Regions from separate parts of the Mus musculus genome. Here region 1 is linked to region 2. A link is a loop called in an ENCODE intact Hi-C map of the cell type or tissue named here. Cell type or tissue: left cerebral cortex. All regions are shown on one strand. Links, peaks and the distances in the headings refer to the core of each region. The heading gives the core; the rest is flanking DNA.

Evidence for each region. Peaks named below come from ENCODE experiments on the same cell type or tissue, not always from the same donor. Only the 100,000 strongest peaks of a DNase experiment are listed, where the experiment ranks them.
Region 1: it touches region 2 in a loop (2.3-fold over the local background); 2 of 42 quality-filtered maps call a loop at or near these places.

Annotation. Positions count from the first base shown.
Region 1 is chr13:47,148,764-47,159,342 of GRCm38, forward strand. It overlaps a transcript of Rnf144b not described here. Among named protein-coding and RNA genes, the nearest start is that of A930002C04Rik, 5.4 kb to the left of the region's middle. In left cerebral cortex, for the core only: a CTCF peak has its summit at 3,773 (motif pointing right); DNase peaks (open chromatin) are centred at 2,533, 3,791 and 6,203.
Region 2 is chr13:47,240,459-47,251,037 of GRCm38, forward strand. Rnf144b (ring finger protein 144B) reads left to right here. Exons shown (of 8, transcript NM_001170643.1): 7 at 2,406-2,495; 8 at 3,903-7,533. The coding sequence ends at 4,043. Among named protein-coding and RNA genes, the nearest start is that of Gm52039, 8.2 kb to the left of the region's middle. In left cerebral cortex, for the core only: no CTCF peak of the experiment used is centred there; DNase peaks (open chromatin) are centred at 4,484 and 8,040; H3K27ac peaks cover 2,200 bases.

The sequences.
Region 1 (10,579 bases), core at 665-8,664, 92 kb before region 2:
TTTTTCCGATGACTCTACCTAGAGTTCTGCTTATTTTCTTAACCACCTCCACAGTCTATAGTTAGCGCGCTCGCGCTCACACCCACGAAAGGATGAATGAGCGAGCAAATGAGAAGATAACACTTACGCCCCTCCCCCTCCTCCTCTCTTTGCAGAATGGTGTAGCTTACTCATTTATTCAAAGTAGTATTGCTTATAGAATAACTTCTGATTACAAAGCAGCCTCTCTGAGCCAACAAGCAAGATATAAGCACCCAAGGAAGAAAACGAAGACCAGTGAAACTCAACAGCCCAGAGAAAATCAGAACTAAGGTCACTTCACTGATTACAGATTGTAAAAATTGTTCATAGCCATTGGGGTCCTATACGGTCATTTAATAAGTGTTTCTATTACGTATTTAAATCAGGTTAGGTATTAGTGTGCTCAGTCATCAGTTCCTTTTCTAATGGTCTATTTGGCTTTTATCTATGTGACTGTATTTGTGCGCGCACACAAGTGTGCAGGTGCCCAGGGAGGGAGGCCAGGAGAGGGCATTGGATCCCCTGGAACTGGAGTCATGAGTGGTTCTGAGCCATCTGGTGGGAATGCTTAGTCCTCTGTGAGAGCAAGTGTTCTTAACCTCCAAGCCATTTTCCCAGCCTCCACATCTTCCGTTTCCTTAAGGCTTAAGACGTACCCAGCTGTTATCTGCAGTGGCTCTTTGGTGCAGTACCTCCCTAGAACAGCTTACTTCTGTTCTGTAGCTCCTGTCATCCCTTCCTTCTATCCCTTCCTCCTTGCTGAACTGTTTCAGTGAATAGGAAAAATATGTAACTATACAAGGTCTATACCAAAAATAAACGCGCGATTACACCCAGATTACAGTACACTAGCCCTTTCCTAGCTGACGCTTTTCTATTTTGCGGCACACGGGTATCAATACCAACCCAATCACCTTCATTCTGCTTCCATAGAGTTGTTTTGTTGTTGTTGTTGTTGTTTCGAGACAGGGTTTCTCTGTGTAGCTCTGGCTGTCCTGGAACTCACTCTGTAGACCAGGCTGGCCTCAAACTCAGAAATCTGCCTGCCTCTGCCTCCCGAGTTCTGGGATTAAAGGCGTGCGCCACCATGCCCGGCCCACAGAGTTTTATAGTGCGAGGATGGACCGGTTCATTATTCATAGAGCTCACTGGAAAGTTTTGAAAGCTGCCTCTTCATTTTAAAAAGCAATTGAGAGCAATTATTTGTCTTTTCCAAACCTAAAGCAAGTGGCTTGTCCCTCAGAAGGCCTTTGGGTACAGCGGAGTCTGGATGCCTCTAGAAGTTTTACATCCTCTTGGATCTGTGCTGTTCTTCCCCCGACCTTGTGTTAGGCTGAGCCTCCCGGTCACAGGCCCACGCTTACCTGGTACAAATACGTAACTGTCAACCTGGTCTTTGACCGCCAGCGCTGTCCCGGGAATGTTTATCAATTTTGTGTGTGGAGGGAGGGGGAGGGCTGTGAGGTTGGCGAGTGAAAACTAGGTGAGAAATCCCTCATTAGATTGTTAACATACCCTGTGATACCTAGAGGAAAGTACAGGCCTCCCAGCTGCTCTTAGAGCCAACTGCTCACCCACCTGACTTTGAGGTGGGGCGTGCAGTTGCAGACGGGGCTGTGGACGGTCAAGGGATGGCAGCATATTTCTGAAACAGACAAGCAAGTATAGTGTGTGTATCTTGATAGGTTTTTTTTCACTCCCATATACATGTATATTTATGAACACGTCCCTGTTCCTGCCAGCCAACAACAGCAATGATGTAATAAAAATCCTTATATTTTCTCTGACTTAAAAAGACAAACATTTGGGCGGGGTGAGGGAGCTTTTCACGTCCTTTAAATGCTGGTGCGCACAGCGGACCTGTGTTTCCAGCTGTTCCTCTGCACCTTGAGCCAATCACTAAACAGCCATGCTGCACGATGAACACCTTTGCCCAGATATCCTTGTGATAGTTTAATAGGGCCAAGTTCCTGGGTTTTCTCAGAAACGGTTCCAACCTGAAGCTTAAATTGTCTTTAAGTCTTTATGTTGTACTGGTGACAGAATTAATGGTTTGTGTTCTAGGAATTTAATCCTGACACTGGAGAGAGGCAGCGGCGTAGAGAGCCCTCATATCCCTATGGTCATACAAGCACATAATTAAATAAGATAAACTTGACAATAAGATAAGTTGAACTGCTAAAGTGCAGTAAGATCTATAACACCATCAAGTGTTTCATCTTAAATAGACTCAACCTCCAAAAAACATCACCAGGCTTCGTGAGTTTGAGGAGAGGCCGCAGGTCATTGCTGGAGTTAATTGATCTTCAGATGAAGTTTGGGTGACGTACGCAGGACACTGGAAGCGGCCAACTGCTTATGTACATTTCTTCCGCTTCCACCGCAAGCACATTCGCATCTGTTCCCCCTTTTTTATGTGAACACAAAGCCTTGAAATCAGAAACTGGCAAAGTCATTGCCAGAGACCCATCCGTGGGCCTGAGCGTTGCGTAAGCGCGCTCCACTCCGCAGCTGCAGACTATCAGCCGCAGACTCTGAGGACAGGGTTCTCAAAATAGGGACTCATTTTTGATGTGAATGGCCATTGCTTTCTCAGCACATCTGTGGTTCTGAGCTTGCACTTGGTTACTGATGTCACTTTGTCCTGCCTCCCTGCCTGTGGCTGTGGGTCTGGGGTGGGGGTGGGGGTGGGGCAAGCCATTTCATATGCAACTTTGCTGAATCAGAAATTCAGACCTTGGTATCTTAACCAGGATATACTCCCGTGTTTGAGCTCATTGCTATGGAAAAGATCTATTGCAGATCCCATCAATGAGGTCCCTGGAGGCACTGAGAAGGACTGGGTTTTTTGGTGTGTGTGTGTGGTTGGGGTGGTATATGAGATTTATTAGAGCTGTTAGGTCCATAGCCATCAGACAGATACCAGCATGGAAGGGGCTGAAGGTTCCTGATAGGTTTCACACGAAGCGGAGGTTTATTCTAGGCTGAGACCCAACCTTGTCTTTAGCACGTGAGCCTTTTGGTGAGCCTGATCTAGCAGGTGTGTAGACATGTTTCCCTATTCTCCCACAAAGCACCCTTAGCCTCTACCTGTGGACATCGCATGGCTCTACACTTTGATTTCCCATGGATGCTGTGAACGTCCAGCGGTGCCTCGGAGGTTCTATGTGTCTTGTAGGGCTGAGCGCAGACCATCATGGCACACCTTTGTTGATGAATGTGAAGGATGGAGGGCAGCAGGCGGAGGGTATTGCTCTCCACACCACCAGAGCTGCCCTTGCACTTGGTACAGTCCTTGGAATCCCTTGTGTGTGGATTCTCCTCCCTCCCTCCCTCCCTCCCTCCCTCCCTCCCTCCCTCCCTCCCTCCCTCCCTTCCTTGTAAGCAAGTGGCTTGATGTTCTTGGAAACATTACGTCCACTGAGTGTGGAGGGTTGGGGGAAGTGGAACCAGTCATCGTCCCCTTTCAGGTTTATTCACATGCTGCAACGACCTCTGCTTACTGCATGTGTGCCGCACACAACACGAGACAAATCCAAGATGGAAAGAAAATACAAAGGAGAAGGCTAGTAAATGAATCCAGGCTTGTTTTATTGCGTCTCTTAGTATCAGTTTTCCATTAAAGTAAACAGACAGACATATAGATCCGGGGAAACAGTAAGCCAGACAGGAAGATAGAACACTGGGCCTAATTGAGGGCAACCAGACCATACTCAAGGATGGCAAGAAGTTTTTGCATAGGAACACTAGAGGGCGCTGTAGACTATAATTAAGAATCCTGCTCGCCATTTACACAGCGAGGTGCCTACTGACAGTGCCTGGTGGCTATTGCCCATCTCAGAAGTTGTTTACAGAAGCTTAAATCCAAATCAAGTAGTTTTGCTATATCTAGCACACAAACAGATTGGAAACAATGTGTCCGCTTCCTTTTACCTGTCCTGCTGGGGGAAAGTTGTAAGCTCGCTGTTGTTTAGCTCTGTTTAATAGTCAGCAGCGCCTAAAGTTGGATAAACTCAGGGCTGTGGTCTGTCTTCATTAACTGAGGTTTTGTTGTTTGTTGTATGCAGAGGTGCAATACAAGTTGAACTAGCAATTAGCATGTTGGTACTGCCCTGAGCGCAGAAGGGACCCATTTTTCTCATTGTAAATGAGAACTCTGGCTGCCTTGTTATGGAAGTTAATTCATCCTGGTGAAGTCCCGTGGCCCTGTGGGTGTGGCGCTTCTGAGACCTGGGCAAATCTTAAGCCTTCCTGGGGCTGTTTCTTTGTAAAGTGGTAAGAGAATATGAAATTTTCTCCTGGCCAGAGATTCTGTGCAGTTGACTCTCAGCAGGTGCCACACCTTGAATTTATCTTTGGCTCAAATCAAAGAGTCTGTGGAACATGGGCCTGGTGTTATTACACCGGAAGTAAACAACTCTTTGTGGATGGCTTGAAATTTTTTCATATAGACACTGCCTCACAACCTCGGAGCAGGTTCCTTAGAAGGGAGCTCTAAGTCAATCCAGATCTGGAATTAAGTCTCTCCAGGCTTTCCTGACAGTACCAGAACATCCGTGGCAAACATTCCATAATAGATTTTAAACCCCGGCTGCCCTCCTATAATTGAGGCCAGACTTCCGTGGTCTGGTGTTTGGTAGATTCTTGTTGCTATACAGTTTCTAATCCCCAAAGAATGCATTGGTGGTCTTGACTGGTTCAACTTCTGAAATAAACATTGTGTTGAAAATGTGGCCTTTACATGGGAGGGAAAAAAAAAGGAAATTGCTAGCAAACAATCACCTCTTTTGAAAAGTAAGTATGGCAGTCAGTGGCGGTTGATGACGTTTTATATCTCCCATCTTAAATATTGCAATTTCTCTTATATATAGGACCTAGACTTAATATTACATTGCATTATGTATGGAGTGAAGTAGGTGTCATGAAGAAGATATCTTAAGTGGGGAGGGAGATTAGCATGATGGAAAAAATGTAGTAAAAAGCAGAAGTGGGGGAGGGGCGTGCAGCAGTGGAGGATGAAGGAGACCAACAGGTAATGACACTTTATGTACAAAGATGTCATAAAAAACACATTCACTTTGTGTGTTAACCCAGACTGTTAATGGAAGGCCTCCTCCCGTCTTATGTAGACATAAAGAAGAGGTTTACATTGCTAATTCTGTGAAAATTTCAATAACCCGTTGCAGGTCTGTGTGTGTGTGAATGAGATGTGTGATGTATGAGTGTGTGAGGTGTGGGTGGGTAAGTGTCCCATCGAGTGTTAGAAGCCAGAGGACAATTTTGTGACTTTCTCTCTTTCCAAGTTTATGTGAGTGTCAGGGACTGAACCCAGGTCTCCAGGCTTACAAACCACAAGCACCTTTACCCCCGGAGCCATCCGGCCAGCTGAGCCACTTCCTCTACCTCGTGGGACAGAAGGGCCACGTGTATTGCTACATGTGATCACCGCTTCCCAGCAAGCTGATGGGGCGTCAGGAAAGCAGCCCTCCAATCCAAACCTGTGCCCCCATTTATTCTCCGTAATGCCCTCCAGTGCAGAGCTGTGGAGATTGGTATAATTTAGCAAGGAGAGAACACGGGTGGAGGCGCAAAGAGACACTGTCTGCTATCCGCACCTTAATGCGAATTCGAGCACTCGGATTTTCCAGCCCTAGGAAGCAGGAATCATGGAGTAGAAACAGGATGGGCTGGAGATAAACACCTCAGTGGCAGAATGCTTGCCCAGCCTGGGGGACGGCTAGGTTACAGTACAAAGGGTCCGAGGAGGAGAGGCAGGACCCAGGAAGATGCTTGGGACCACGTACACAGCGGACTAGAATAGATGTCACACGAGCCTCGGCACCTAAGAAAAGGAAGGACGAAGGAGCCAGCTTTGTTCTGGCTAGTCTTGCATGCAGGACCAGGTCGGGGACCACCCAGAAGCTGTCCCTAACCCACCTGGAGGTTTGAAGGGAGTGGTGCCAGCCAGGTTTGGTACATCTTCTCCTCTCTGCAGACCTAGAAGTTTCCAAGAACTGAGCACCCGCAAAACACACCGACTCTGTACAGTTTATGTTCTGTTCAGCTGTGACTTGCTCCTGCTAGGACTCCCGGTGGCTGCGGGGTGGGTCTCACAGTCATTCATTCACCTTTCACAGGCAACGGGCCTCATCTGAATGTAGTTCTTCTCCAGCTCTTGAGCAGCAGGCCAGTGGATGAGAAAGCAAGCATTGACCAGATTCTGTGGAGTCAGGACACAGGAAGCAGGTTTCTAGGTCCAAGTTGTTGACCTAATTCCGGATTATGTGTTCAGCCTAGCTGACCTAATTCTGCATTGTTTTCATTGAATGAGTTGATTGTGTTTTATAAAATCTTTTTCTGGTAAGTGAATTACCTTCACTGCTTTCATTTTTTCCATGTCCCAACTTCCAGTCCTTCACCACACTGTACACACACTTAACAATTTACCCTTTAAACCCAGTTTCATTCTTCCAGCCCAGCAGGCTAAGTCTGTCTGTGTACTGGGGAAAAGCAGCACCGCTGTTAGCTTAGAAACGCCCTGGTCTTAAGCATCGTTTACAGGGACTGGGTTACTGTGTGGTGTCAGGGTTTAAGGAGCTATGCTGTTGCTGTCACAGTTCCGTGTTCAGTGTCTCTCAGAATCTGTGCTTTAATTGACTTCCTTAAGTAATGAGATGGTATCTCCAGGCCAAAAGCAAAGGTTGCCTTGTTTATCTCTCATTACTAAGGAACTGTGGGTGTGATTGTGTGTGTAACTTACACAAAATGTAAATAATCACATTTAGATTTTTTTTTTTTTTTTGAGACAGGGATTCATTCTGTGGTCCTAGCTCTCCTGGAACTCACTGTGTTGACCAGGCTGGCCTTGAACTCACAGAGATCCACTTGTCTCTGCCTCCCGGATGCTCCAGCATGTCCCGCTCATTTAGAAGTTAAGGAACGGTTAGTCCTTGCTCCCAGTGATGTTTCTTTTACAAAAGGAGACACAAAGAGTATTCTGTAAGAAGTGTGATTTTAGAAAATGCTCAAATATAGCATTTTTATTTCCTTTTCCTTTGAATTTGTTTATTTTTATTTTATATGTATGGGATTTTTGCCTGCATGTATGTCTGCGTGAGGTTCTTGGAGTTACAGAATTTATTTTTGTAGATGAGTACTATATTTGCATGTATGCCTGCATGACAGAAGAGGGCATCAGATCCTGTTGTAGATGCTTGCGAACCAATAACTCAGGACATCTGGACTAGTAGCCAGTGTTCATAACCACTGAGCCATCTCTCCAGCCCCCTGTTCTGGACTTTTAAACAACTACTTAACCAGTGTTTCCTCTCCCCCCACAAAGTACAATTTGATATAATTCTCTTAAATAGCAAGAAAATTGTGCCATGCTCAGAGATAGATGCCAGACACTCAGGCTCCTTAAAACTGCTACATAGTTCCCCGTGATAAAGGAAAATGGACTTGTTTACAGTTTATCTCAACTAGGGAAGAATAGGTCTAGTTTCTGCCTTCTCGTGCCTGTGGCCACCTTACAGCTCACAGGAGGCCGTGGAGCGAAGGACAGAACCCTTTCTTTGGGAGACTTAGCACCAGGTGTTTGTTTGTTTACTTATTTAAAGTTAAGTGCTGGCAGAGGAAAATGGGATCTCAAAGAGCCCTCTGTTGTAATTTTTTTTTAAAGACAGGGTCTCACCTAGGCTAGGCTTACCTTGAACTTGTTATGAAGCCAAGCATGACCTTGAACTCCTAATCCTACAGCCTCTGACTCTTATATTCTGAAATTTCGGGCCTGAGCTGCCACACTTAGCTTTTCTTGCTCGTCTTATTTGTTGACGTTATTTGTTTATTTGTGGTGCATGTCTGTGCATTGTCGCACATGTGTGTGGGTTAGAGGGGACTTGAAGGAGTCAGTTTTCCTTCTCTGATGGGGGGTCCTGGGGATTGAATTTAGGTAAGCAGGTTTGATAGAAAGTTTCCTTACCTGCTGAGCCATCTCATTGGCCCTGATTTTTGTTTTAAAGACAGACTCCCCCTATGCATCCCTGACTGGCTTAGAACTTGCTAGCCTTGAGTTTGTAGCATCCTGATCTATTGCCTCTGGGTCACTCTATCCCTTTGCTGGGTGGAAAGGGCAAGCCTTGTGGGGCTTTTCCTCAGAGGTCAGTTCAAGATCTGTCATCCTGCAGTACTGGTAAACACGCTGGTTTTTCGAAAGGTTGGTAGCCTAGTAGCAAGAGGGAGGGTGGAGTCAATGCTTTGGGGTCAAAGCTGTTCTAAGAGCCTTTCCAGATGGCAGTCAGCGGCTCAGGAGCTGTTATTGACGGTGGGGAGAAATTAGGTGACCGCTGTGGGGTTTGTCTTTCTTTCTTTCTTTCTTTCTTTCTTTCTTTCTTTCTTTCTTTCTTTCTTTCTTTCTCTCTCTCTCTCTCTCTCTCTCTCTCTCTCTCTCTCTCTCTCTCTCTCTTTCTTTTTTTTTTGTGAGGAGTGGAGAGAAATCAGGCAGGGCAAGGGTGTGGGGCTGCTCATCTCGGACCTCAGCATTTCAGCCTTTGTTTGCATTTGGTCCCTTTCCTTTCCCCACTTTCTTTCCTATATTTGTTTTATACAAATGCATTTTGTTAATGCGCCAATCCTTGGATGCCCTCCGAGCTTTGGAAAGGCATTTTGTTTGGGTCCAGTCCATTGGGTGCATTTAACTCTGCTGCGCGTCCATCGGAAGATCCGGGAGCCGAGCGCTGGAGTGTATTTAATTATCCCCCACTCCTTTTGAGCCTTCCAGCTGTAGAGTTTATCTTCCTTTGGCCATGGAGCCTGGGAAGCTGGGACTCCCCAAACCGCATGAAGCTATAACAGAGACTCAAGTCTCGCATCTTTCCACTTCCCCATCTGTGCCCAGCCATTGATTTAGGATTTTGCAAAAGCTTGCTGATGGTGGGGTGGTCTGCCTTAAACAGGACATATAGCACAGCTGAGACCAAAGTAACTACATCAACATAAAGACTTGTTAAATAAACAAACAAGAGCCAGGTGAGGTATTGCCGTAATCCCAGCACTTGGAAGGTAAAAACAGTAGAATCAGGAGTTTCAGATCAGCCTGAGCTAGAGAGTATGTTTGAAGCTAGCCTGGGTTACATGAGACCCAATTTAAAAAAAGAGAGAAAGAAAGAAAGAGAGAGAGAGAGAGAGAGGGAGAGAGAGAGAGAGAGAGAAGAAAGGAAGAAAGAAAGAAAGGGAGAAAGAAAGAAAGAGAGAGAAAGAGAGAAAGAAAGAAAAGAAACCCCACAAAACTAAATAAAAATAAATGAAGTAAAATAAAGAAGATAAGTAGACCAATAAGATCCTAGTTTACATTGGTGATTTATGATAAAAAAAAAAACCCACAAAAACTTGGGTTAGTTAAGACTTGAACTATTAGCATCATCAGCTAAGTCTAGCCAGGTGACTTTGTTCTACCTAAGAGTTGGTTTTTGTTTTTTTGGTCTGTAACATCCCAGCACTCCTGAGGTGGAGACAATCAGGAGGCCAGCCTGGTCTACAGAGAGAGTTCAGGACTGCCAAGGCTACACAGAGAAACCCTGTCTCAAAAACCAAGCAAACAATAGCGGCCAAATAACAGTGGTACTATAAATGGGCAAACAGAATTTACATTTTGCTTTTTTGGTGTAATTGTTTGAGACAGCATCTCCTGTGGTCCAGACAGGCCCTCAAGTTGACTATGTAGCTGAGGATGGCCTTGAAGTCCTTCTGCCTCTTTCCGATGCATGCTGGGATTACGGCTGAGGATGGCTTTGAAGTCCTTCTGCCTCTTTCCGATGCATGCTGGGATTGCGGCTGAGGATGGCCTTGGAGTCCTTCTGCCTCTTTCTGATGCATGCTGGGATTGCGGCTGAGGATGGCCTTGGAGTCCTTCTGCCTCTTTCTGATGCATGCTGGGATTGCGAGGTGTGCACTGCCAAGCCTGGTTCTATGAACGGTTCCATATAGCAGCCGCGCGCGCGCACGTGTTATTTTGATTGCACCTTGAGTGAGGTTTCTCTGCAGGGTTTGTCGCTCTCGAGAGCGGCGAGGGGCGTCATTCAGACTTGTGCTTTCATCTGCTGTGGCTCTTCGTTCTCCTGTTATCGAGTCTTGTGTTCGTCTTAGTCTGGAATTTACTCCACGCTCTTTAGCGGTCGTGGCCCACCAAAGGTGGGATGGTAGGGGTGATTGCCCCGAGGAGGCACAATAAGTGACACATTGACTATATAATGTGGAAGCAATAATAAACCCAGCTGAGGTCAGGGTGCTTATCAGTCTCAGCAGCCCTCGCAGGCCAAACTCTCTTCCCTGAAGAAGACTTTCACTGGCTTCAGCTTCAAACAATCGCTACGGTCGCTGTTGAGTTTTAGTGGCGCATGCTCACTCTACAAAATACATTTGGATCACTCGTCCTTTAACAAGTGTTATTTCTCTGCAGAAATTAATTCAGAGTGCTCCTTTAAGTTTTTCTTTCCTTTTAATATAAGTTGAATTTGTTTTGTGGTCTGGAAGTTGAACCCAGGGCTTCGTACTTACTCAG
Region 2 (10,579 bases), core at 1,285-9,284:
ATGAGAATCCATGTCTTTGCTCCTCTGTCTCCTAGAGATGGGGTTGCTTGCGTAGCTAGGCTCATCACGTCTCTCTGATCTCCTCGTGGTCCTCATTCCCGCTGACCACAGGCAGGATGCATTTCCTCTCGATAAAGAACCATGAAATGAGATGGGAGCCATTGCAACCACCAAGGGTAACCTCCCCCACGTCCAGGTCCTTCACATAGTGACATATGCAGACAGTTACTGGAGACTCCGCCACGTGTGTCTCCAAGGGGGCATTCTGCCTATTGCGATCAGAAAGGCTGTTCTGGTGGCTGGCGTGACAGGGAAGCCCTGCTGCCTTGCCACTTACTACTAGATCCTGACGCCTGTCTGTTGCTTAGTCTCCTTCTCCACCCAAGAGTGTGTCTTCCCAAATTCTGCCAAAGTGAACAGTGATCTCAGCTGTGGGACGGTGGGTAACAAGGGTGTCCTCCAGTCTCAGTCTTTTAAAGTTTGAGGTGGCACAAGCTGTTTACGGATACCCCTGTCTGAAGCTATAATGTGTGTTCATATTGGTGTAAGACCTCAGTCACGCTCGTCTTCGGTAGGGTTTCTATTGCTGTGATGGAACACCACAGACATTCGGAGAGGGAGGAAAGGGTTTATTCAGCTTACTCTCCCACATCATCAGGCGAAGTCAGGGCAGGAATTCACGAGAGACAGGGATCTGGAGCCAGGAGCTGATGCAGAAGCCATGGCAGGGCGCTGCTTACTGACTGGCTTGCTCCTCATGGCTTGCTCAGCCTGCTTTCTTATAGAATGCAGGACTGCCACCCCAACGGTGGCACCATCAAGGGCCGGTCCTTCCCATGATCAATCACTAATTAAGGAAGTACCCGCACAGGCTTACCTACTGCCAGATTCTGTATAGGCATATTCTCAGATGAGGGCATTGGCTTGTGGGGCAGTGTCACCTCGGGCTTTTCCACCTGCACCCCAGTTCCTAAATAAACACCCCAGGGGCTTATTTATGTATGAATAAAGTAAGCTTGGGCTGGCAGCTTACCAACCCATTTATTCTATTCTATGTCTGCCACACGGCTAGTTACCACTCCTCAGTGTCATACATCAGACTTCCTCAGAGTCCAGGGCAAATCTTCCTGCGCCTGACTAACTAACTCCCAGAGTTCCTATCTCTTCACTGGAAACCCCACCTTCTGCTTCCCACCTTTTGCTAGCAGGCCATCAATTTTTTGTTGACAGGTGATGCTTCCACACAGCACACAAGGGAGTCTCTCTACAGGGCCGTGTTCTATGCCACATGGTATTGATGTGTTTGTAGGAAGGTTGAGAACCTGGGACAGAGAAAGGGGGATTGTTTTTCTAAAGCCCAAGCCTGAGACAGCCCCAAACGGAGACTGAGTGTGCTGGGCATTGTGTTTGCGCCTGGCTTCATGTTCAGCCATGCAGTGTCAGAGGCCAAGATGGAGCCTCAGGGACTTGTCACCTTCAGTTGTCTTCTCTCTTCCGTGTGATCTCAACTTCTCTTGTACGCCTTTGCCATTTCGTTCTGTCTGTCGTGTGCTGTTTCCAGGTGGAGCCGGTCTCTTCTCAAGCTGACCAGTCGTCCTCTCCCTGATTACTCTCCCTCTTCTTCACAAGCCAAGCTTCCATTGAACCCAGTTGCCTCTCGCTGTTGATATCCGCCTTCCTCCAGTTAGCACTGGGCACTCAAGTGACCATGCGGCCATATCCTGACCGTATACTTCCCAATATCCCAAGATTTTGATATCTTGGCCAGCTGCCATTTCTCCTAGCTCCTCTGACCTCACCTTTCTGGCTGTCCCTCAGTGTCTTTTCCAGACTCCTTGTCTGTTCGTGTCTTCCCTGAACAAATCTGCTCCTCAGTCCACTTTTCTTCTACACAAGCTTATTCAGTTCTGTGATACTCGCCCCACCCCCATTTTATGTAAACTGATATTCAGGCCCCTCCTTCGAAGACCAGGTATAAGTAATGATCTGCCTCTGGGTGTGTTGTTTGGATGTCAAGTTCAGCACGTCCATCTTTACCCACAAGTCCATCTCTGGGTTATTTCTTTTCTTTCTCCTCAGTAGTTTTCCTATAATTCCTGTTCCTGCTTCCTCATTTAGTGTATTACTCTCTTTCTACCTCGTGACTGGCTTCCCCTGTCAGTCGCTGGCATTGGTCACACCAGGCTTGCTCCTGACTTATGGTTCTCCCATTCCATTGCACACCTCTGCCGGAGCTCACCGTCCCTTACCTGCCTGAGATGGTGGAGCAGGTCATTCCTTGTTCTTTTGCCCCTGTCAGGATTCCTAGAGGAAGTCACTGATAGCATCAGGCGAACTGCACACTTGATGCTCACCTCTCCACCCTACATTGTGTGATGACTGAAACTCCTCTCTTTGTTTTTCAGAATGACATATTCCTCAGGCACTATGACAAAGGGCCATGCAGGAATAAGCTCGGCCACTCGAGGGCATCGGTAATGTGGAACCGAACACAGGTAGGCTCCACCTTAAGGGAACGTGAGATTCATTGGACTTGGGATGGCTTTCCTTGCTTTCCCATGCCCTCCTGGGAGGTTCTGGGAGGAGGAGGAGGAGAGAGAGAACAATGGAGCTGTGGCCTGAAGTTAAGTCAAGAGCACAATTGTTGAGGGACAGAGGCACCAGAGAGCAGAACGTTAGGGTGACCAGCCAAAGAACATACCCCTGTTCTTTGCTCTTGCAAAACATGGGAGGAGTTTCCTACAAGCAGTTAGAGCATATTAAGCATCAAAGCAGAGTCTCCAATGCTGTGGGCTCCTGCAGGGCCTCAGATCCCTCAGTACATGCCATTGTGTGTTTATGTGGCAGGTTCAAAGAGAATCGTGGTTTGTTTTTTAATAGTGTTTTGTGTTTATCAAAGGCTACGCTTCCTTTGAAGAAACCAATGCTCACATCCTAACGATGATCATTATTAATGCCCCTGTGAGACTGTTGAGGAAGCCCCAATAGAGAACGAGCCAACAGCCACAGCTCAGAGTTTAGAGTTTATGGTTCAGCTTGTGTTAACATTTGGTTTGCTCTCACCCTCGATGTAGTCCTTTGTAGTTTGTGTCCAGCGATGTCATTGCTAAAATTGCCTGAGACAGTATCCTAGCCATTCACCTAACAGATTATCATAGCCTGGGTGACTGAAACAGCTGAGATGATTCATCCTTGTCCTGGCTGCTGGCAGTCTGAGGACCAGGTATCAGCGTGGGCAGGGTCTGCGAATGGGTCCTTGTGTTGGTTGCTTGTCTCAGGACTTAGAGAAGCAGGGGCATAATTTGGCTCATGGTTTGAAGGGATACAGTCTGTCCTGACCGCGAGGGCATGGCAGAGTTCATGGTGGTAGGAACTTGAGGTCGGGACTCCTCATGTCTCAGCAGAACAGGAGTCAGGGAGAGAGGATAGGATAGCATTGGTCTGCCTTTCTTCTTTTTAAAATTTTGTTATTCAGTCAGTCCAATGCCCAGCTTATGGAACATCATCACGAGTCTTCCCTCCCCAGTTAGCCCTGCCTGGAAATGTCCCCCTCCACGCAGAGGTGTGCCTCTTAGATGACTCTGAATCCAGAACAGTTGGCCGTGAAGGTTACACTCACAGCATTCTTCCCAGTTCATAGATGACAGCTTTCTCACCGTGTTCTCCCATGCTAGAAAGCTAAGAATGGAGGCAAGCTCTTGGGCTCCCAAGTGTCACCAGGGTCTCACAGTGTCACCCAGGGCTCCCCACTCCAAGTGCCATCGCACTGAGTATTAGGGTTTCGACAGGCATGGCAGGGTGGGCACAGCATCCAGACTGTAGAGGCTGTTGTTACACTTGGGGGAATGTATACATCTCAGATGACATACCTGCTGACATAGGGTTTTCTCTTCAATTTCCAGGTAGTGGGGATCCTTGTGGGATTAGGTGTCATTGCCTTGGTGACCTCACCCTTGCTGCTCCTGGCCTCTCCCTGTATAATCTGCTGTGTCTGCAAGTCCTGTCGCGGCAAGAAGAAAAAGCATGATCCATCCACAACCTAAAGTCACCTGCGCAGACATCCGGGTCACATGAGACAGCACATTGGTAAAAGCCCCACTTAGCAGCCTTGCCTCCTTCTCCTTGCCAAACTTTGGAAGTGCCTCTGCCCAGACTTTGAACCTACCTGAAAGCATTCGGTGTTGGAAAAGGCCACGCACCGGGGCATGAGTGTGCCTGTGTATCAAGAAGCAGCCCCACAGTCCGGACTGTGTCTGTGGAGCAGGTTGGGAACTTTGCTTTAGCCTGGGAGACTCTAAAACATCACCATCTTACCCTCCAAAGGATCCCACCAGGCTGCTCATCTTCCATCCAAACCAAGGAGCCTGGGTGAATACTCACTGTAGTCATGGCGGTATTGCCGCACTTGGCAGCATTGCAAACTGAGCAAACGTCTGTGTTGGTTCCACTGCCACAAGACACATGGCAGAGGCCCAGAGCCGGAGGGAAGGATGATACTGCATAATAACACGTTCTGTGAGCAGTGGAGCCGCTGCTTATCTCAGGAGCTGACACACTGACTGGCATGCCTATGCTGGCTACCGCGTGTGCACTTCTTAGCGTTTCCACAGTGACTTGGCAGAAACATAGCAGCTCTCTCCCCGTGTGATCTCATCTCCAGGCAGGAGAAACTGCCGTTCAGAGGGAGTTGTCCCTTCCCAGGAAGAGGTTGTAACTTGTAAGGCAACATGGCCTCATTCAGTGTCTGTTGTTTGGCAGATGTTATTCTTCTAAGGTGAACCAGTGTTCACCGCTCACAGTCAGCCAGCAGCTGTGGTCTCTAAAAAGCGTTTTCTACGGGATGAAAGGGGAAAGCTCCAAAGCTTTCCTTGTAGACAGCAGGGTCCTTTCTTGGGCTCTGTGGTCATATTCCCAACAGATCAGGAGTTGGACCAGACAGTGTGCATCAACAGTAGACACTGTAGTCCATTCACACATATAGAGCCCATGTGACTCCAGCTGGGCACATGTGTAGATATTTAATGGATAACACAAAATAAGATTATTTTAAAAGACCTTTTCCCTTTCTAGGACTAAAATGATATATTTATCAGCATAAGAGGGGTTTTTTTTTGGGGGGGGTTGGTTTTATTTACTTAGTACACATGTGAATTTTTGTTATAAAGTTCCTAACTTACTCAAGAGGGTAGACTCAAAAGTCTTTTACAACAACCCCTAGTGCGGTTTTATGCCTCTGTAAAGTGATATTCAGGTTATTTACATACTTTCAGACACAATGTAGAGCAGCTCTTCACTCAGCCTAATTTAGTCTTGGTCTCCCAGGAGCTGTCCAGACAATCTGAGTACTTTCTGTGCTCTCAAGAATTTCGTGTGACAACAAGCAATCGGATGGAAACAGTTCAGGTGTCTTCAGTTGCTGGGATTTGTGTCACCTCAGTGTGATACATCCTGCCTGTTATACAATTAATCAGCAAATAGGTTTTGAAAAGATGAGCATATTTTTCCTCTAGCAGTATACAGTTGCCATTAGCAAAGCAGCCCGGTGCTTCATAAGAACTGTGTGTGTTCCACGTTAACAGAGACCTCTCCTGGAAGCCGGGGAGAGTATTCAGGGCCTGTTCTGTTTCCCCCGGTAACTAGGTGACTAGATTGTTAAACTGCTGCTATTTTAGATCTGTTATCAAAGACCTGTTATCATCAGCCTTGCCTCTGCAGTGCAATGTATCCCTAAGTGGAGATGTCTATATGCAAGGGATCACATGTGCGGTGGAATGTATCCTAAGTGGGCATGTATGTATTCAGGGGATCACATGTGCGGTGGAATGTATCCTAAGTGGGCATGTATATATTCAGGGGATCACATGTGTACATTAGCATCTGATGTCTGTACAGAACATTCCCTGGCCACGTGCTTTTTTTAGTCACAGTTTGTATAAAACATAGAACTCTAGAAAACTTCTGAATGGCAACCAGCCCAAATCCTTTCAATCATTTATTAGAAAATCTTCCATATAAAGTGGCTCCGTCTTCTGGTGAATGTCTTCAGTTACAGCAGGAAAAACAAACCTCTCTTTTGAAAGGGTATTTCATATTAGTCTGAATATAAATGACATCTGAGTGGCGGACCTGCACACATAGTCACCTTCCTCCCTTGAGGCGAGGGGCATTTGTCACAGCTCAGGGGATTACAGGAGCTCAACTGAAATTGGATTTCTCTGCACGGATGTCAACAGTGACACCAAGCACCACCCTCAGTAAATTTTCCAGGCCTGCCTGGTTCTAAGTGGGGCCGATTTCATGTAACCTGAAATGCTGTTATCTCCGAAGTAGAAGCTGCTGTGAGTGGATTTAGAGTAAAGACGGAGGCAAATGCCTGGGCGATTTCCCCGGCGAAACTGAGGGAAATCGCCTTCTCAGAGATTTTTTATAAAAGCATTTGTTTTGAATTTATTTTTCAGCTTGGGGCGGCGGGTGGGGGGGGGGGTTGTTTGTCAAACTGATTTTACATAACTGGATTTTTTTTTTAATGTTGCAAAGTGCCTGAATAATGGTGTCTTTTTCATCATATAGCAAAATGTGTGTGAGAGAGTGTGTCAGAATCTACTTTGGTAGATGGAACCCAAGTGTCTGTAGCTCTGGCTCATCGCAGGGCGCAATACCAGCCCAACTGACTTTGTTTACAAAGATACAAGGTGGCAACTGTGCCGGGAAAGGCCGGTGTCCTGGTGTCCTCGTTTTGGGTAATTAGCCCCTGACGGCTTTACTTACCTGTCCCTCAGCTTCCTCCTCCTGCTTCAGGAAGGGTTCCTATAGCAAGCGTTTGGCTGTGACAAAGCCCACCAGGTTCACACCTGGGTGTAACAACCCACCTTCCAGAAATCTCACTGGATGCAAAGGTACAGCTTCCAGAGCCTGCCGCTGGGGTTCTCCTCTTAGAACAAGTTAGAGAAGAGAGGAAGAAAGCCATTATGAAAGCAAATGTTAGATAGCGTCTTAGCCACCCTGTTTGTTCACAGTGTGGGTATTTGTTCTGGACTTGAAATCTGTACTTTGAAAGTGGCCTTTGGAAAGCAAATAAGTCGGCTTGGATTTTCTTGTTGTCTGCAGCACAAAATAATCTTCCCCGTCCAAGTGGAAAATTCTCATTGATTTTTTTTTTTTTTTGGATGTACAAAACTGTTTCTTGGAACGCCAAATTTCCTCTTTGAAATGACTCAATAACTAAGTGTGTGCTGCTTTCGCCTCCTGCGCCCACTGCTCCTGAACAACCTATCTCTCTGTCGGTGAAGAGATGCCTTTGTGGATGTGAACATCTGGCTGTGAGACCACAGGAATGCCTTAGAGGAATGGCACTTTGTAAAGCTGTCTGAATTGATATCTACAGGCTATCACACCTCCTGTTGGTTCACGATCCAGGAAGTTTTGTTGTGTGCTTACTTAAATTTACTGTCGCATTATATAGATTTCCAAGTCTTTGGGAAGAAAATTAACTGTTTTAGTCTCTTTAGCCCCAATAAATGTGAGCAGGAAACCAAACGTGTTAGCCTTTGTTCTGTACAGAGTTCGGTTTTAGTCTCTAAGAAACAACTAAATCACTCTGAAACCCCAGGCTCGGGATTTACGAATACAACCCAAATTTACGTGTTGGTAGTGATTCTTGGTATCACGTTTCTTGAAGAAACAGAAGTGCAATGCTGAGTGCAGACTTCATCCTTCTGTGTGGGGTGGTCCACGTCAGCACCACACAGGGGTTGACCATCACCCAGAGGCACGATCAGCAGTGACATATCTTTGGCCATTCTAAACAACCACCCCACAAAACACAGCTTTGTGTCAAAGGAGAGCTCAGGAGAAACGAGGCATAGACTGAGCACTAAGATCAGTCCTAACCTTCATAAAATCTCTTAGAAGGCTACGTTTGCTTGTTATGAGTTTTAAAGAAACGAATTCCAGGAGAGCAGTATCTTCTGACCATCACCTTGCCATTAGTATTCAAGGCAGGACTCCCCTGTGGCCGAGGGCCAGAACTTGGGCAACAGCTGGGTCTTGTGTCTCTGCGGGTCTGAAGGCTCGCTTTCTTGTACTGGTGTTGCCTTTTTGCTAAGTGTTATATTCCCCTTACAGTAACACCCTGACATTTGCAATCAACTGACTATTTAAAATTCATTTTGTAATTCAGTTTGGGGTGTGGGGGGAGCAGAGAGACCATGTAAAACATTTGGGGTTATAGTTTCTTAATTTTTTAAATCATCTCCTAGAATGTCAGCATTATTGAATTTCCAAAGTGTGCTTGCTGTTTGCTAAGCTTCCATTTGCATTTCCAAAGAAACACTGAATGAACTGTTTCACCCAGCACCAAGTTTAATCAGTGCCCTAACCAGCAAATGTGCTGCAATGTAAATTATGCACCCAGTGAATCTACAGAAGAATTACAATTAGGTTTTTCTGCAATTCGGTTATCTTCTCTTGCTAGATAGTAAATCCATTTTATCGTTAGGTCCAACTCTAGATTATGAGAAAGAAATGGTGTTCCTTATAATCATTATAACTTTGAGGAATTATAATTTTTCTTATTTTTACATAAAGGAAAGAACTTTGAGAACCTTCCCATGAGATGATCCATATTCCATTTCTAGAACAAGCAGTGGGACTCAAGGCTCAGACATTGAATGGCAACCAGAAAAAGAACACAAGCTCTCCTGAAAGGATTCCAGTGCACTCTCCAGGCCCGACTGCCAAATCTATGAGTCTAAGAGGAGACGCACACTCTTAATTATCTGTTTCAATGGAGGCATAGGTTTTATCTATGTACTTATATAGGTGCATATGTATATATGTATATATATATATATATATATATGTGCTTACATATGTACTTTATATATTACTCATGTACATGACCTTGTTATTTCTGTACTAAAGTCTCTGGCCTTCTCCAGATGAGCCTCAGGGATAAGGGGATGAGGGGTGGGCTTGATCTCACAGATACCATCAACTCTGGGAATGTTGTCACACATGGAATTTTTGACTATAACTGCAAATATATATATCCAGCCCACCCCTCATCCCGTCATTAGAACCAATCCCCAACAGTGGTTCTCAATTTTCTCAATTGATCCTCAGTTTTGCTCTTGTCCCCCAGGCTGTAACCAGGTTTATTGCAATAGAATTCTGCACATTGCTTATCAATTTTAGTACCTTAACATCGAGCCAAAACATTCACAGCCATGCACCGGCAGAAGCAAAAACTATTATTCCTCATCCCCTCTGTGCATGGCAGCTTGTCTCTCCTGAGTTGACAACAGCCAGAGTTGATAAGCTGTGCTCACTAAGGTCTGTGAGCAGTCACAGACTGTTTCACATTCATCCTGAGCAAACATTAGAGTGACTTAAATTCAAACACAGTACATCGGGAAGAAACATCTTCCCCCAAAAGTCACAAATTAAAACATAGCATTTCATGGAATTTACTACCAAATGCTATGAAAACCACCTTCACCCAAGCGCACTCTCTCTTCTCTCTCTCTCTCTCTCTCTCTCTCCACCTGGTGAGCCAACTGATGGCTTTGGGCATGGTGGTGGCTCTCTTGTGTGGATAGCACACAGATGAGTTTCGTCAAACAAACCCACCGGATAGTCTTCCTAGCCTCCCGAAGCACACCAGCAGCTTCACTCTGGCTGTCTGGGCGATCTCTCTCACTGACCTCTGGAAAGGCAGCTTTGGGATGAGCTCGTTCTGATTAGTCTCTTAACAGTCATGGCTGCAGGCCTGTCATGGTGAAATTCTTTGTTTCTCCTTGAAACTTCTCCTTCCCTTCTGCCCTGTTTTCCCACCATTATCTTAAGGGCAGTCTGGTTGGTTCCAGCTATTCCTTCCACCCAAAGGAACAAGAACAATGCTTCCCCAAGAACCGCAAAACTGCTCTGTGCCCCCCACTTTGTAGTTGTATAATTTTTTATTTGTATAATTAAAGTCAGACCAGGCACTTGATGAAGAAGCTAAGTCCATCTTCTAGCTCTGTGTTGGCTGGCATGATTCAAGGCTATGTATCTTCTTTTAGTGATTGGAGTGCATGGGGGGGGGGGTGGCTGACATGAATACTATCACATACATTCAAATAAATATTAGGTTTCCTTGAGGTGAATTATAAAACTGATTATTGATTAGCTTGAATTTACCATTTGAACCCAAGCCAATTTGTTTAAGAGCAAACAAACTTTTAAAGTCCACCCAGAGGCCCTAGCATCAGTGTGGCTTGTTCAGAGTTCCAGCCTGGAGTTGGGACTTTGACACAACAGGGACAATGGATCCTGGGATCCTGGAAGAGGGCTGGGAAATACGGTGTCACAATATGTTTGTCTTCTCTGCCCTCTGCCAACCCCAGGAGGTGTAGGATGAGGACAGATGACCCTACCTGCAATCAGAAGGCTTCAGGTCCAGCTTGGCTCTACTCCTAACTGCTGCTATGATGTGGGGGTAACTGTTCATTACACAGTGTCATTAGGTCAGGTCAGGAGGACTGGCTGAAATCCTCAATGTCAGGGTGCTTCCAAGTCAGTGGTTCTCAACCTGTGGATC